Linked DNA regions of Mus musculus: region 2 is linked to region 1. Evidence: chromatin loops called from intact Hi-C (ENCODE). Cell type or tissue: left cerebral cortex. All regions are shown on one strand. Each heading gives the region's core, and the rest is flanking DNA. Links, peaks and the distances in the headings are about the cores only.

What was found. Hi-C counts contacts between places; a loop is a spot of excess contacts. Peaks named below come from ENCODE experiments on the same cell type or tissue, not always from the same donor. Only the 100,000 strongest peaks of a DNase experiment are listed, where the experiment ranks them.
Region 2: it touches region 1 in a loop (4-fold over the local background); 3 of 42 quality-filtered maps call a loop at or near these places.

What each region holds. Positions count from the first base shown.
Region 1 is chr7:84,684,609-84,693,956 of GRCm38, forward strand. It overlaps Zfand6 (zinc finger, AN1-type domain 6), which reads right to left and starts at 5,349. Exons shown (of 7, transcript NM_001360578.1): 1 at 5,138-5,349. It overlaps 2610206C17Rik (RIKEN cDNA 2610206C17 gene), which reads left to right and starts at 5,032. Exons shown (of 5, transcript NR_038175.1): 1 at 5,032-5,206. In left cerebral cortex, for the core only: a CTCF peak has its summit at 4,687; a DNase peak (open chromatin) is centred at 5,389; H3K4me3 peaks cover 1,925 bases; H3K27ac peaks cover 1,078 bases.
Region 2 is chr7:84,635,445-84,644,792 of GRCm38, forward strand. All of the region lies in intron 1 of Zfand6 (zinc finger, AN1-type domain 6), which reads right to left. Among named protein-coding and RNA genes, the nearest start is that of Fah, 34 kb to the left of the region's middle. In left cerebral cortex, for the core only: no CTCF peak of the experiment used is centred there; a DNase peak (open chromatin) is centred at 4,892.

The sequences.
Region 1 (9,348 bases), core at 2,776-7,775:
TATTGTATCTGATCAACTGTTACCTCTGTAGTGTTGCATGTTGAAAGTACCCAATTAGTACCTATCATATCTTTCTTTCTAAACACTTTAAAACCTAAAACTTCCTGTCTGTTGCTTTAATTGCCTACCATTCTTATACTTACAAACTCCAGGAAAGCAAGGAACACATCCTGGCCATAGCAGTACCTTCAATACTCAACACAAAGTCTGCTGTTTATCAGGTGCTCAGAGTGTTGCAAGGGAGAAAATGCAAGTACAGGAACTCACAGGGCTCAGTGCAAGCCCAGGAAAAGCCTTTGCCCACTGAGTCAGACCCAGAGTCTGACACCCAACAACCAAGATTTGGAGTGAGAGGTAGTATTAGTGCCAAACCACTAAATAAACAAAACAAAATCAAGTATGTATTCATTTTCGCATGTAAATAAAAGTGTTTTTATTATAGAGAAACACAGGGGTGGAGGGTGTTGTTGATAAATTTAAAGTTTTTGTTTGTGTGCAAATCCAAAAGTATCCACAATGAGGTGGAGATTGGGGGTGCATCTGCCAGAGGGCACATCTGGAGGTCAAAGGCCAACTACAGTGCTAGTTCTTTCCTTCCATCTTTACATGGAAACTGACGATGAAGTCTGGTCACCGGACTTCTGTGGCCTGACCCCACAGTCATATTTTTGACAGAATTTTTTAATAGCTAAACATCTAGTTATTTCAATTTCAATTTATGTAAACAACACATCTCAGAACAACAGAAATATGGATTAAAAAAATGAAACTTTAAAGAGATACTAGAGAGAGAATTGAGACGTGAAGATCCAGTTCTGCTCTTACAGAGGGTCTGAGTTCAGTTTCGGGCATACACACTCACACTAGGCAGCTCACAACCACCTGTAACTCCAGCTCCATGAGAATGCCATGCCTCTGGCCTCCAATGACACCTGCACATTCTGCACACCCTCCCCCCCAAACTGTAATAAAAATAAATACTTGAAAAGAATTTAAAGTTATCTGGGAATGAGACTACTTTAATATAAAAGCAGAGTAAAGTCATAAAAATGTAAGTGTTGCACTGACTACATATATAAGCCTGATTGTCTGAGTTTGATTCCCCAGATCCACAAAGTCATATTCTGACCTCCATAAATGTTTTATACCATGCACATATGCATGCACCAATCATCCGCAACATACATGCAATACTAACTTTTTTTAATATAAGTACTGGGCTGGAAGATGGATCAGTGGCTAGGAATGCATACTGCTCTTTTAGAGGACCTGATTTTAGATCTCAACAGCCATATCATACAACTTGACTGTAATGCCAGCTCTCAGGGGTTCAATACTCATTTCTGGACACCTCCCCACCCTCAAGAAACCAGTGTTCACTCCATGTACACACACAAACACACACACACACACACACACACTCTTACTTTTCAGATGAAATAAAAATGTAAAAGTAATAACCAAGATATTTTAAAAATTCAATGAAGTAAACAGGGGTTAGGAGAGAGGAGAAAGGAGGAAGGCCTATAAGCAAATACAAGGGAAATGAAGAGCCAGAAAAAATATTTGCAATACAGAGTAAAAGACTGCTATCCTAGACAGATAAAAGGCACAATAAAAAAGATCTTACAAGTATAAACACTGAATCATGGCCAATCTGAACTAGGACACGCTGCAGGTAGATGGTACACATCAGCTCCAGAAGTGCAAAATAGCCCACAAATAATCTCTCACATTCACCGCATATTCAAAGTACTGCATCTTAGGTTAAATCAAAATATATTTCACTGCCTTTCTCTTGTCCTAGGGCCACGAGAAAATTTTAAATTAACATGGCTCAGATTTGCAATTTGCATTCATTTCTATTGGCACAACCAGTGTAGGTTATATAAACCACAGTAAAACTGTGTCTGAATTTTATCTCATGGATCGAAAAGTCACTGAAGGACTTTGAGCCTAGGACTATCATATCTATAAACACATTCAGGGCTGGCAAGATGGCTTAAGTGGGTAAAAGTTCTTGCTGGGCAAGCCTGAGACCTGAGTTTGATCCCAAGAACCCATGTAAACATAGAAGAAACTACAAAGTTGTTCTGACCTCTACATACACACATTTCACTTCACTTTACATCATATCACATACATACACACCCACACACCCAGAGAGAGAGAGAGAGAGAGAACACACACACACACACACACACACACACACACACAAACATCTTCTAGACACTAGAGCAACCAGCACAGACTATAGGGAGCAAAACCTGAAGGAAGGGTAACAATTAGATGAGTACGATTATCATCTTCTATAAAACAAAGGAGTGGGGACATTACATTTGGAGTAAGTTTTGAAAGTGGAGCCAGCCTATCCACATTTAGAACCCTTAGAACACCTAGACTCACACTATCCTGCCTCAGTCTCTGGAGTAGCTGGGACTACAGTGGCATAAACAAGACACACACACACACACACCCTACACACTTTGATAAAAATTTTAAGAAAAAATTTGAAATGCTTATAAAGACTTTAAAATGAATGTTCATGTGCATTGACTCAGCATCGGTACCAAGACTGAATCCTAAAGAAACATGTAGTAGCTTAGGAGATACAAAATACACAGGAAGACCACAGGTATGCTTGACAAAATGTTAATTAACAATGCTTATCTGTGGAAGTACTTGTGTTCCTACACATCTTCAAAATGTGGGAGAAATCCCCAAACTCTCTGTCAGTGTGATTTGTAGTAAAATATAGAACTAAGTTTTAAAAGCAGAAGCAACTACACTATAAAAACAAAACATCTGCAAGCTACAAACATCAAAAAAATGCCCCCTAGCCAGATGTGGTGGCACACGCCTTTAATCCTATCACTGGAGACAGTTGACTGGGGGAATCTCTATGAGTTCCAGGCCAGCCTAGTCTATATAGAGAGTTCTAGGCTTTATAGTGAGACCCTATCTAAAAAAATTAAAAAGCTCCTCTCTCATGCCTTCAACAAGTTATTCAAAGCATACACACACATGCGCGCACACACACACACACACACACACACACACACACACAAAGGAGCAAAATTAAAAAATTAAAGACATTTGTCTAGAGCAAACCCTAGGACATTCTTAAACCTAAAAAATACTTCAATGTGTGGTTGACAAGTCTTGAAAAACTTAGTACACTCACATAGTCTTCTCAAAAGTGGCGGAGGGTCACGTGGGTCCTAATGTTTCCCTTAAAGGATCTGCTCTCTGACACTCTCCCTCCAACAAAGCCTGTGCCAACTAGGCAGACAAAGCTTACTCCAAGTTTCTTTTGCAAGACGGACGGTTTTAAGGCAAAGAAGACTCCTCAATAACCTGCCAGAGACTGCAGGGAGGGGAGGAGTGGTGGAGAACAGACAGGGTGGCTTCACAAAACATGGAGTTTTCTCCCACTTGCTGGTTTTGCCCTGAGAAGTACCAAAGGGTGCCAAACTTTCCACAGCCGGTTTGAAGGGATTCGGTGTAGAGATTAACAGAAATCTTAGTTCCTCATGCAAACATAGCAACTAGGAACCAGTCACAAGAACAGTGAGTCTTCCTGATTAAAGGAAGGAAGCAGAATCGTAACGTTTTCATCTCTATTTTATTACTGATTGCCTACAACTTTCTACCACGATCTACAGTATTTACTTTTCGACAGGCAACTTGGGCAACAACAGCTGCAAGAAGAAAAGTTCCCAGAGTACACTTGTTAGAAGCAAAACAAGAAACACCATCGAAACACTGGGGTGAAGGGAGGAACACAGCATTAAGAAACAATGAAATGGATGAACCACAACCATACACTATCTGTCCAAAGTTCAAAGGGCAAGGAACCTAAAGTGACACTGTTTGAAGAGATTAGTGTGTGACAAAACTAATTTTTAAAAGGCTAGAGAATGAGCAAATCCACCGAGTCTAGAATGTTTATTTACCTCAGTAAGAAACAGTAAACTGGGTTAGGCCAGATAAGAAACTCGTGAACACATACAAGTTTGAGTAATGTTCTAGTTCTGGCTCTGGAGTGAGGAGTCTGAAAGTTTATGTTTTCTCTCTTTATAGTACATTGTGTTGTGTATTCTCCCAGGACTGACCATTACTTTAAAAACTTTGTGATATAACTCATATTGTGAGTTTTGACATTAACACAGGAAAGTATGGCTGCAGTCAAAACAGCAATCAAGCCTGAAATTTTCCTATCTGTGCCTATTACCCCTCTTACATGTTTGTCTCCCCGCCCCACCCCACCCCCACCCCGAGACAGGGTTTCTCTGTGTAGCCCTGGCTGTCCTGGAACTCACTGTGTAGAACAGGCTGGAATCCGCCTGCCTCTGCCTCCCAAGTGCTGGGATTAAAGGCGTGCGCCACCACGCCCGGCTTACGTGTTTTTTAAATGTTAAAAAAAAAAAAAAAAAAAGGAAAAAGGAAAAATTAAGACAATGTCTTTTCTCCATTTAAATGTTCATGGTTTACCAAAAAATTGTCCCCGCAGGCCTGGAAATAATACATAAAACAGCAATTGCCATAAAATACTTCATAAATAATCTCAAAAGCCTACGTGGCATTTTAATTAGGAAAAGGATAAATTTCGAATATAGTTTGAAAGTGACGTTTAATTTCGGTTTTCGGAACCACTAGGTGCTGACTACCAAGCTAGTTAGCATGCACGGCTTGGAGGTGACCCCAAGGCCCCAGTTCCCACAAACGCCTGACAATTCTGGATGATGATGGCAAATCACTGAGTTCTGATAGAGTTAGATTGACTTCAGACGCCACACTCCGTGTAGCTTGTTTACGCATCCAACAGTGAGAAACTTGAAAACGCTCTCAGAGGAGCAGAGAGCTTGGAATCCCGGAGACTCCCTCTGAGCCTTCTCTAGCCTCAGCCTACCAAAGGGACGTGAGGACGCTGCCCGGCGTGCGGCAGCTGCTCCGGACTGGCCCCAGGCGCGCCCACCCCGACCCCGAGCTCAGCGCGCGCCCGGGGAGCCCGGGACCGCGCCCCACCGGGACCGCGCCCTCCGCTCGCCACTGCGAGGCCACCTGCTGCGCCGCCCGCCGCTTCCGGCTCCCAGGCCGCCCGGAGGCTGCGCCCACCGCTGCCCGCACTCCTCACCTGGCGGCGGCCCTCTCCGCCGGACGCGCTGCCGCCGCCGCCTCTCGCCGCCGCTGAGAGTGAGGACAGGTGAGGCCGCCAAACCCCCACTCGCTCCCGGCCCGCCGCCGCCGGCCCTCCGTCCGCTGTTTATTAAACTTTTCTGTTTGGCTGCTCGGCCTGTGACGCGGCCTCAAGGGAGCGCCCGCGATTGGCTCTCAACGCGCGCTGACGCGGCAGTCCCAGCCCGCTGCCTAATTATGACCGGCCCGGGCGGGGCCGCGGGCCGGAGGCGGCGTGGGGGCGGGGCCGGATCTCGGAGAGTGCTATTATTGGTCAAGGCATTTGAGGGGCGTGGCACAGAGGCGCTGCTTTTCTCTCGGCCACGCCCCTGCCTCGGCCAGGTCAGCGGGCTAGGTTAGCTTTTTGATGTTGCCTCAGGAGCAAGAGGGCTCTGGTGCAGACTTGGGGGACGGCGAGGGGATGGGGTGTCTGATGACGTAGCTCCGGGCTCTGCATCCTCCCAGGGATAGACTACCCTTGTCTAGAGCTGGTGTTCCACCTGCGTAGTTTGAGAGACGACATAGATTGAGATTCTGTTGCCCAGGCCCCTAGAAGACCAGGAGGGCCAGCCCAAAGTGCCAGGTCTGAACTCTGCCCTGTCCTGAACCACGATTTACAGAGAGCGAGACCTGAGGCGTGTGTGCTCGCTTGTGTAATACACACCTACACGCCTGGACTCGGGAAGCCCCCTGGACCTTCTCGCGGAAGCGGTAGATTCTAGTCCAGCAGCCCTGCACAGGTTGTGCGGGAGAAGTGGGGGACAGCTCTCCTGAGATTTCCCCAGCCCAAACAGGATTGCCTAGAGTCCTGTCTTTATTTGAAATTATGTTATTTTGTTAGTCTTGGGGTTGTGCCTTTTGGTGTTTTACAATGTTTATCTTTGTCACTGTGCTCTCTTTACCTATTTCCCTGAAATTTCTGCCCTATTTTTACAGTAATAGGGGCTCATGGTCACAAGGTTGAGATACGGCTAACCATGTGTGGTTTGGGCTGCTTTCTGTAATCCTGTAGAATAAGGAGGAGACAGAATAGAGGACATGGTGGAGGTCAGGTAGAATTCTTTGAAGAAAAGGTGGCATTTGAAAAATTCTTATGACTTCATGGAAAACGAAAGGAAGTGTTCCTGAAGAGGGCTTGGGAGAAACACACAATGCTCTTGTGAGGTGACAGACAAGTTTCTGGGGCAGGATATTCTAAAATAAATCACCAAAGCTAAGCCTGGCCAGCCACCGTGGCCCAGGCCTTTATACTTTCAGCATGGAGAGGCAAAGAAAAATATACCTCTGTGAGTACTAGGTCAGCCTGGTGGATATAGCAAGTTCCAGGGTGACCAGAGCTAAGTAGTGAAACCCAGGGCCAAATAAAATAAAGCTAAGCCTGCTGTTCGAAACCAGAGCAGAACAGAAGGTCCCTACCCAGGGCCTAAGGGTGTTTTTGAGGCACATTCAACCCATTCAAAATTTATATTTAAGGTTGGAGTAATGATTCAGCAGTTAAGAGCACTTACTGCTCTTGTAGTGGTCTTAGGTTGGGTTCCCAGCATCTGCGTGGTGGCTCACAACTGTCAAAACACTCATACACTTGAAAATAAATCTTTAAAGCCAGGTGTGGAGACTCACACCTTTAAACTCAATACTAGGGAGGCAGAGGCAGGTTGATCTCTGTGAGTTCAAGGCCCATCTGATCTACATAGTGAGTTTCCAGACAGGCAAGGCTATGTACAAAACCAAAACCAAAACAACAACAACAACAACAACAACAACACACACACACACACACACACACACTTAGAAACATGGGCTAAAACATCGAGAGGATTTTGCCCAAGAAGATGATCTGTAATAGGGGAGACAAGGCTATAGATAGACTGGGAACGGTTTGAGGTTCAATTATGGCAGGCCTAAAAGGTCAAAGCGAGTAGTTATTTTATTTAGTAACATATAAGAACTTCTTAGACATGAGGAGGGAAGGAAAAGGAAGGGTGGATGGATCCTGACAGCTAAAAGATGCTGCAAGTGTCAGGAATCATTTTCCAGCCTGGAATTCTTTTAGGGTTCACTAGTTTCTGGCCGTTGGGAAGGAAAATTATATGAGAAGAATGTAGAATTTCGTCTAGGGTTTAAATTGTTGCTCAGGCACTTTTTGACTTACTACATTGAGCCATCTCTAATCTTTCTATGTCCTAAGTTTAGTGAGTGATGAAAAGATTTTTCCACCTCTAGAGAGGTAATTCTAATGGAGGGCATGCAAATAAACCTAATAGCAAACATCTGTATGCTGTGAATTATAAGGTGATATGTGACCTAGATGGAGAAGGTAACTATATAAACAGATGCTTGAAGGCTGTTGGACCAGGGACAGTAGTCAGGATAGGCCCCATGGGGAAGAGTAGGTTTAAATAAAATAAGTGGTTAGAGTATCTTGGTGGAGATTCCAGTGTGAGGGATTAATAAGGACCATTCTCAAGCCAGAAACATAGAAAAGGCTTAAGTTAGTGGATCCTGTGACCTGGGAAGATGAAGTTGTGAATCAGGTGGACCTGTGAGGTAATATAAAACTCTTACTATAAATTAAATGGACCAGCACAGGGTTTTAAACAGAAAACATGAAACACCATAAATTTTAAAGGATAATTCTATGTTGAAAGTAGTCTCAAGAACACCAGTGTTAGCAGCAAGACCCCATATGGAAGGTTCTGTGTGACTCCATGTAAGTGATAATGGTGCCTTGCACCCAGGTGGCAACAAGGGTGGCCACAGGAAGAGATCAAATTTGGGACACATTTTAATGGTAGAGCCAACTGTGTTTCCTGATAGGATGGTACATTTTCACTCTATGTGGAATGAAAGAGAGATCAATCGGGTGAAACTGGGTTTTGGCTTGTGCAACTCAGAGGTAGACCAAGACAGAGGTTTTCTTTTTTGTAGACATTGCATTGGGCATTGCCACACATCCAAATAGAAAGGTAAGTGTTGTAGTTGGATATTTGACACTAGGGTTCACAGACGAGTCAAATCCCTAAGTCATTAGAACATAGTAGCTAAACTATGAAAGTGATATGGAAAAATGACTGTGAAGAAAAGCAAGGGATGAGCCCTAGGCATGGGTTTGAGAGTTCACAGACAAGAGCAGAAAGAAGGCAAACACAAAGGGTTAACAGAAATGTGAAAGAACTAGTGATTTAAAAGCCAAGTAAGAGAGGATCAGAGGTGAGGAAGACACAACATCTGGCCCAACACTGAAAGTAAATGTGCCCAGCATGATCTAGGCACCCAGGAACTCCCCCGACCACTGGCACAGGTTCCTTCCAGTCTGAGCCTGTGCCCTGAATAGACCTTGGGTGCCAACTCTACAGCCAGTCCCTCAACACCCAGAAGAAGCTCCACTCCCAGGCAGTCTAACATGCTCAGCACCATAGGATTCCAAGATCTCAGGATCCCAGGAGCTTGGTCACACCAGGATTACAGGGTCCCAGAGGCCCTTGACTCCCAGAAGCTCTGACACACTCAGGATCTCAGGATCACAGGATCACGCAGAGAGATGAACTCTGAGGAGTTCTGACGCAACCAGGATCACAGGAAAGACAGACCCCAGTCAGATATAGCAAAGGCAGGTAGCACTAGAGCTAACCAGATGACGGGAGGCAAGCATAAGAACATAAGCAACAGAAATTAAGGTTACTTGGCATCATCAGAACCCAATTCTCCCAATATAGCAAGTCCTGGATCACATCATCACAACTGAAAAGCAAGATTCAGATCTAGAATCACTTCTTATGTTGGTGATAGGGAACTTTTAAGAAGGTCATAAATATCTCCCTTAAAGAAATACAGGAGAACACAGGTAAACAGCTAGAAGCCCTTAAAGAGGAAATACAAAAATCCCTCAAAGACTTACAGGAAAACACAATCAAACAGGTGAATGAAATGAACAAAACTATTCAATATTTTAAAATGGAAATAGAAACAATAAAGAAATCACAAAAGGAGACATCCTTGGAGTTAGAAAACCTAGGAAAGAGAGATCAGGAGTCATAGATGAAAGCATCAGCAACAGAATATGAGAGATAAAAGAGAGCATCTCAGGTGCAGAAGATACCATAGAAAACGTGGACACAACAGTCATAGAAAATGCAAAATGTAAAAAGCCCCTAACCCAAAGCATCCAGG
Region 2 (9,348 bases), core at 2,727-7,726, 49 kb before region 1:
TTCCTCCCAGAAAGCAACTAGTGACTTGGCACACACAACCCACAGCAGCAAACAGTAATAGCAGGCTTATTAAAAAGAACTCCTTCTAAAGGAACGTTACTACAGACCAAAAAAGAATAGTACTCAAAACAGAAAACACTTTGTCACTGAAATTGCCTTGACTTGGTAAACATCTAAGGAAAGCATTCACTATTCACAGAGCAGAGTTTTCTCCACTGAATGTTTTGAAGATTGTTCAGGGTAAAGATGTATGAAATTTAATAACCAATAACCACAAGTTCCTCTGTCTGCATTACAAGAAGCTGCAGACTTACCCCTAACTACCATTAAAAGCAATGTCTCAGAGCACCATGGTAGAGCACTCCTTTAATCACAGCACTCAGAGGCAGAAACAGGCAGATCTCTGTGAGACACTGTCTAGCTTGGTCTCCATAGCAAGTTCTAGGCCAGTCAGTGTTACATAATGAGACCGTCTCAAAACAAACAAATGAAGGAAGAAAAAAATGAAAGAAAAAAAAAAGAAGAAATGACCTAGCTGGGTGTGGACAAGGTAATGTATACCTGTAATTACAACACTTGGAAGGCTGAGTCAAGAGGATCCCTAGACACTGATCTCAACTACATGGAGTTCCAGGCCTGCCAGGGCTACCTAGCGTGACTCTGCCTAAAACCAGGAAAACAAAAGCAGAAACCTCAAATAATAGAAAAGGTCTCAAAGCGTTAAGGGATGCTACTTTACACGTTAGCTGGGAATATAATCTGAGATTCTGACAAGCTTATTTTTCACTCCATGGCAAGTTCTTTCAGAATCCCATTCTTGTCAGAGAGAAATGGAGGGTGGGGGAGAGGGAAAGACAGAGACAGACAAGGGAGGGGGAAGGAAGGGGGAAAAAAGGAGGGGGGGGGAAGAAAGAGACAGAGACAACATCATGTTGTACCAGTCATCTGTTTCCTGGAGTTCCGTATATTCATATGTCAAATTAAAAGACAATATAGAGAAGCAGTTTGACGGGTAGATGTTCCTGAGGGACACTAGTCTATTCTCTTTTGAGTGTGTATGTATTAATATAGTGTGTATGTGCATGCTCATTTTGTATGCACACCTGTGTTGAGGTCAGAGGTTAAAACTATAACGCGTCTTTTCCTCAGTCACTTTCAACCCTACACTTAGAAACAGTTCCTCACTGAACCAATACAGCTAGACTGGCTGGCTGGCCAGTGCCACTTCTGTCTTTACATTCCTAGCACTTGGATTACACAGGATGCACGCTGCAGTGTTTTGCTTTTTACGTATCTGCAAGGGATCTCAACTCGGATCCGTAGGCTTGTACATCAAACACTTTATCCACTGAACCATCTCCCTAGCCCTATGTTCTTTCTTTGTGTTTGTCTAGTTTTTAAAAGTCAGGATGACTGCTCATCATGATAAAAATAATCAAGTAATGGAGCTGGGGTTCATCCAGATAGCCTAGCTATACCAAAGTCCAGGTTCTAAACTAGTGGTTTTAAAAATATGGTCCATGAGTTTGTATGGAGGTCAACACTATCCTCAAAACAACATTAACAAGTTACCTGCCTTAAAACAAAAAACAAAACAAAACAAAACAAAACACATACTGTCAATGATCCTTCTGCAGTGGTGCAAAAGCAGGGGTGTGTTTCAGCCAGCACCTTTCAATGGGCCAAACAGGCAGTGGAACAAAGTGTACTAGCAGACATCATCATGCTACACCCAGAGCAAAAAGCCATGTATTTGTTAAATCTTGCCCAAGGACACTTTTTTTTTTTTTTGAGAATGGAATTTTGGGGGGTCACAAGCATGTGCCACTACACCTTTTTAATATTTTATGTGACTAACTGGGGTGAGGGTCACCTATGAAGTATTTTTACATTTTGGAGAAATATATCTAAAGAAAAAAATGGTTGTGCAACTATTTGAATTGTGAGGTGACTGAATTGCTCTTTCAATGAACAACTTTATTTAACAGAACAACTTGATAAAAACTGATTATTAATACTTGAGTATATAGCAGACATTTTCTAAAACAAAGTAAGTGTACCTGTTACTTCAAATAACAATCTGTAAGCAGTCACTAACAAGGAGTCAGCCAGAAAAGGGCTTAAACAAGTCTCCAATATTTTGAGTGTTTTAGTGAGATTAGTGGCATAACTGAATGATACAGATCTAACATTTAAAGACCTCCTTAAATCAGACCCAATGTATGTCAGCACAAAATCATTCATGAACAAAAGAGCCATTCAAATGGAAAGACACGCCAACAAGAAGACAAAGAGGTTTTATATGCTACCAGAGTCTACTCTGCAATCATCCCTGAAGAAACTATCAACTGTCAAGTTTTGGTGTAGTATTAAAGAACACCATCTTTCATCATCTGGGAAGGTTATTAAAACATTCTTTTTTCAACTATAAGGGCCCAGATTTTCTTTTACGGCACTGTATATATTAAATTCAAAGCAACCACTAATCTCTTGTTTCATTAAGTCTTTTATCACTAAAAAATGTGTGTGGGTGGGTGGGTGGGGGGAAGAACACAGGTGTACTTTCCATTAAAACATTTACAATTAGTATTAAATTTTCCCCTCAGTTTTACCTGTCATATGCTAAATAGTACCAAATACAATATTTAAAACAAAATCTCTTCATGGCATTCATTCATTTTAGAAAGCATTAAGATCCCTGAACCAACATTCTGAGAATTCATTGCTGCAAAATGTACATTCAAGAGGGCTAACATACATTTCTTTTGTGAAAAGAGGCACAAAACTGACTTATACAGCATTATCTATGGACTTAAAATTTTTTGTAAGTGGAGACCACTTGGGGGTGGGGAGAGCACCTAACAAGATTCCCTGGGATACATAATAGAGACAAAGACATTGTAAACATACAGGTCCAACCTGTTACTATATCATGCCATATCATGCCACTAAACAACAGATTAAAGTAAGGTATAATAAAGGTGTTTTTCCTCATGATATAGATAAGTGTATAAATGAAAGCCACAACACCCCAAAAAGAGAGGGATGTATTTCTATGAATACTTAGGTAAGCAGACAGAGATAAAAGTAAAATACGATAATCAAGCTCTTCTGCCACATTTAACTTCAAAACCAACATTAAACTCAATACCATCCAACTCTGGCTATTATTTCCTAAGCCAAATTGTCCTGCACAGTAGCTAGCAAACAGTAATTTTTCAGAATTCAGGAGACACAGGAAATTGCTTATAAATAGATTCAACCATACTTAATTCATTTTCAAAACACTGAAAAAGTACCTTTTGTAAAGATTCAAAATGATCCAAAAAAAAACCACCACCACCACCACCAACAAAAAAACCCCACAAAGAGTAACAATTTCTAGGAAGGCAGTGCCACAACAAGGGCACTGTGGAAAACCCCAGGTCAACTCTTCCTTACTCTTCTGCCCTTTCTAGTGGGTGAATAACTTGCAGGGCATAAATCTGGCACTGAAACTATCCAGGAGTAAAATGGGTAAGGTAAGAGAAGAAGGCAGATCAATTCTTCATACTGTACTGTGGGACTCCGCAGCTGCAAATCCAAGAAGAAGAGCAGTGAAAAATGCCAGGCCTGAGAGTGAACTCTGCCTAGCACAGTACAGTGATAAAAAACAGCTCATGAATTGAATCCAAAGTATTGAACGGTCTTGTCACAGTCAAATTCATAAACTATGCTCTCTAATGCATCACAGTTATTCAGAACTTACTGTGGGACTGTTGTTTTGTCCTTATGCCATTTATTTCTAAACAACTCTCCAAGATGTTATTATGAGACCCCAGTGAGTGCCCAGAAGAGGGCATAAAATCCCATTATAGATGGTTGTGAGCCACCATGTGGTTGCTGGGAATTGAACTCAGGACCTCTGGTAGAACAAGCTAGTGCTCTTAACTGCAAAATCATCTCCTCAGCCTACAAATTAGTCTTCTAATATTAAACAATTAGAAGGATGATTGTATTTAAGACAAACCTAATTTTAAGACATCCAAGAATTTTTATTATTTGCACTTAAAAATCAGCTTAAACTTTACTTAATTGTTCAGTCTTAGATAATATGCAACTTTAACTAGCTACAACCTACTGTACTCAAAATAATTAATTTTTCCATTTTGTCTTTTCCTCTAACGAAGTCCTTATCTATATAAAAATTCAAGATTGCATAGTCTGAGAATGCAAGAGAATTCATTACAAATTAAAATTCCTACAAAAGAAGAGCAATGAACGAAGGCAAGAGACAGTTCTAAGGACAGGCCTTTGTTTCATTTCCTACAGTGAACTTACCAGTTCCAGTGACTTCATTTGGGAATCTCATGCTATTTTACTTCCCATTCCAATGCTGACTTTTGTCCCTTCAAGCAGACGAGGGACGAAAAGCTTGGAGGGACAAGGAGCCTGGAGATTGAGTTCTATGTACACAACAGCTGCACTATTTTTTTCTGTTTTACTACCTTGCTTCGAGTTCTACTGACTTCAGCTCTCCTGGAACACCTAGTTTGAGTTATTGTATAGTAAATGCCCTTGAAGAATACCCAACCAAGCATTCATGGTCTGCATAATGTACCCAGCTTAGCCTACTTTCCACATAAAGTATACTGTGTAAAATGAGAATACTCGGAGTCAGTTAGCAACAGTCCAATTCCCAACTTGGCCTTTTTCTTGTTTGTAAGAGTTTGAACATGTCACTAACCTACCCTAGGGTTGATGCTCTGCGAACAGATGCATTACCTACCCAACACATTAAATGATGCATACAGTGCCAACCATACAGCTAAAGCTCAATCACTGCTCTAACTCAGCTATGCCTAGAAGTACAAGGGCCAGTTCTTTGCTCATTCTTAGCTCCTGCTTCTCCTTTCCTGTAGATGCTGTCTGCCGCAGCACTATGTCCTATCTATTTCAGGAAATCAGTCTCTCCTGCATTTCTCAGAAAGCTGCTTATGGCACTCTTTAGGATGCTTAAATCTTACCATAGGCAACCTAGCAACTCACATCCCAGCTCTATGAATCTTGTTCAAATCCATTTTATGCCCATATGAATCTTATGAAATAATTATTATTAAAGTAATATGGAAATGTTATTCAGAACAGATGCCTAGCAGCTTAAACTGGTTATAAAAGAAATGCATACACACATACTCCTATTGTTTTCTTGCCTTGATCTAAAGGAAACAAGAAAGAAATAGTTTACAGTGAGGAGTCAGTCCAGAAAACCTGTAAAATGCCAATTTAATCTTACTCAGCCCTATTTGGTTGGCCAGCACATATTAAAATTACTTAGCTATTAATCCTCAAAATTTGGTGAATGTCACATAAAAATTTCAGGTTTTCCAGTAAAACAGGAAGACCTCTCAGAGTGAGTTCATGTTCTCAAAATTGAAGCTTGCTAGGCAGGCTTAACTCTTTAGGATGACCTCTATATGTCTGCCCACTGGTTCATCAGTCTTATTGTTTGTCAGATATTCTCTCTCTCTCTCTCTCTCTCTCTCTCTCTCTCTCTCACACACACACACACACACACACTTAGTTCTTTGAGAATTTTGCATACAGTGTTTTGATTATATTCACCCTCCTTTCCCAACTCCTCTGAAGTCCACCCCACTCAACTTTGAGTCATTCCCCACCCTCATCAAGGCCTATTTGTGCTGGCCAAACAATTTTGTGTGTGACCATCCACTGGCACATGCTCAACTCACCAGAGGCTATATACATACTCTTTGGACCCTTCCTCCTCTCCTAGCAGTGGTTAAAAAAAAATTATAGACACACACACACACACACACACACACACACACACACACAAAAGACATGTGTGCCTGGTGCCTGTAGAGGCCAGAAGGGCATTGGATCCCCTGGACTTGGGGTTAGATGTCTGTGAGCTGTCACATGTGTGCTAGGAACCAAACTGGAGGCTTTTGAACCAGAGTCATCTCTTATGACCCTCATCCGAGATTGTTTTTTAACATGAATTTGATTTCCTGAATTTGGAACCTTTACTAGTAATTTCAAAAGAAGTTAGGCATGTGGGGGGTGCATATACAATATAGCAAATTAAATAAAAATGCCAATTACAGTGAGCTATCATTCTGGTACAAACTCCCGAAGTCCCTCCTATCTGTCTTTCTGATTTTTTTTTGCTTTTGTTTTTTTGAGGCAGTCTCACTTTGTAGCTCAGGCTAGCCTGGAACTCAGAATGTAAACCAGGCTGGTCTTAAACTCAGAGATCCATTTTCTTCTGCCTCCTGAGTGTTGGGATTAAAGTGTGCAGCACCATGTCCAGCTGTCTCTCTTTAATCACTAGAAAGCTAACCACCCACAGTTGGCTAGTTCTCTGTTTTTTATTAAAAAAAAAAAAAGAGAGAGAATCCCAGGAGAAAGCAAAATAGATTCTAAAGTAACCTTTACTATAAAAATTTTTAACAGTAAGTGATCCAAATATCAATGCTCAATTTGACATAGTAATTCTTAGAGTTCTGAACATCAGCACCTCCAAATCCGAACACACACACACACACACACACACACACACACACACACACACACACACACACACACACACACACGAGGGAGTGGGGGAAGGGAGGGAGGGGAGGATGGGAGGGGAGGGGAGAGGGAGCGAAGGGAGGGGAGGAAGGGGAGATGGGAGAGAGAGGGAGAGAGAGGGGGAAGGGGAGGAGAGGGGAAAAGGGAGGGGGAGAAGGGAGGGGGAGAAGGGAGGGGGAGAGGGGGAAGAGAGAGAGAGAGAGATTTATTGAGATATTCTGCAGGCTATCCAGGAAGGTCACAAATCAAATGGAAAACACACCTTGACAGAAAGCACTTGGGAAGAAAGCTGCTCACTCAGATGAAAGAACAGGGACTTAGGTTAAAGTTCCTACTGTACTGTAGGCTTGATAACTCTCTGCATAGCAGTCCCCAGATCCCTAAGTCGAGTTGTCTTTCCTGCTGTTGCTTGCACTGAAAAACAAAAAGGCCATTGAATCTACCTAACATATGGATAAGATCTCTGGGGATATTTTCCTAGCATATATAAAGCATAGCATTCCTACATATAATTACATCAATGTTAGATGTGTTCTAGTATAATCCACACTTATCCTGCTACTGCTACAGGGAAGTTTCCATAGGCCTGGATGATAAATCTCAAAATGGGCCACTGTAGCTGGACATGACACATAGCCCTACTTCCAGCTCTGTAAGCTCAAGGTCAAAAGAAGGGAGCAAGGTGGGGAAGTGTCCAGTGTATGTGTGTGTTCATGCCTGAGTACATTCGATACTTAGTAGCTTTCTGGCTCGTAAACTTCTGTAAAGGAATTATGTAACTAACACCTAACACTGTGAAATTCAACCGTACCCTTTATGTAACTGCGGTGTGCTTATTCTCATCCCTGCACACAATGCTCCATGGCGTGAAGGACTATCTAATGCTGATGGGGATTTTCAAACTTTCTTGTCTAGGACTTCTAGAAACAAAGCTGTTGGGATATTATTTACATAGCTTCTGGCTAAATTGCATCCATACTTAGCCTGCATATACCTAAGAGTGGGAATGTTGTATCATTGGGAAGAGGAACTTTCAACTTCAGCAGAGACCACTACACAGTTTCCCAAGCAGTTACAAATCTTTACACTTTCCTGGAAGTAAAAGTCCCAGGATATTCCTGAGCTTACCCATCCTCAATACTGTCTTTCTCCTGAACTGGGCTGGAAGTCCAATACAAAGATGTCCATACCCTATTCCTTCAAGCTCTAAGTACTTTCTCAAACAGATTAAGAATCTGAGGAGATCTCACCCTGGATTAATCAGGTGAACCTTAAAAGGGGCACAGCAAGCTTTGAGATGCTCAGCAATAACTTCATTTCTGACTTCTGGACTTTAAAATCAAGAGAATGAATTTCTTTGCTTTTTACTACCCGGATTCTATTAGCTGGCTTCAGAAACTCTGAGAAATTAACCCTCCTATGTAAATACTCTGTGCCTCCCTGTCTTATCTCAGAGCCACCTTGTAGCTTCCCCATCACTGGATGTTCTGACCGGCTATTGGGCATCCTCTTCTGTCTTCATTACCTGTTTTCTGTTGTATTACCTTCTTACATATGTTTCCCCCTATGTGGCTTGTCTTTTCTATTTCAAGTCTAGTTTGATTCTACAAGCTGATGCTTTAAATGTGTCTTCCCTGGCTGGTAGCAATGTTTTGGGAAGCTGCAGAACCTTTAGGAAGTAGGGTCTACCTGGAGAAATGGTTCCTAGGAACCGGCGTTTGAAGGTGATACCACGCCCCTGGTTTCAGGCTTAGACTCTGCTTCCTGGTCCACTGTGATATGAGGGCCTATAACCCCTTGAACACGCTTCTAACCCCATGTACTTCCCTACCATGATAAGCCCTGACACTGAGCCAAAGTAAATTTTCTTCCTGAAAGTTTCCCTATTAGATATCTCATCATAGTGATACTAAGTTAACAATGTCCTTATTTAGTTAGGTGCTATTTAACAAGCCACTGTCTATTCCAAGATCATGAAGATATTATATACTTCTAAACTTGGTTATTTTATCTTTCAATGGCAATTTATCTGGATTTAACTTTTTTTTAAAATGTGGAATAATGCAAGATTATGATTCACGCTTTTCTCATTTGTAATTAACCCAAAGACCATTTTATGCTTACTGTGGGTCATGATGTTCATCCATATGCTTGCTACTGTGGGGAAAGCTGGTTGCTGCATCATAAAGAAGGCACATTGGAAAGCAGCTGAGAGCTCCATTCAATAGCTAGCATGCTCTCAAAACAGATCTTGGTTTTGTACCAATTGTCTTCAAAATAAGTCAGTGCTTACCTACATAAAGTCACTCAATATCCTGTCTTTCACAAGTCAGAGCTCTCCAATGGCCGCCTCACTCTTGGATTTTCATCTGTTTCTCAAAACAAAACATCCTCGCCCCACAAAACCCAAACTATAAAGTATAGTCTGTAATACACAGGATCCATACCCATAAGCCCTTTCATTTCCTCCTCTTTGACCTTAAAGCTTCTAAACCATCCAGCCACAACTTCCATGTAGCCATTTAGCACACAGGTAGCTTCACCTCCTTCATCTCTAACACCACTTTAAGTAAATCTCTAATTTAGTTTACCGCCTTTGTGAATGGACTGCCTTGCTTAAGTTCTTCAGTTCAGTAACATCTTTCTCTAAATCTTTTAGAATTTTGTACAATGATTTTTATATAAGGAGCTGATTTTATTATAGATAAAAATACTTAGGATTCAACCTAATCTCTCAAGCTACTGGCTAAACCAAGTATTCAAAGCCTA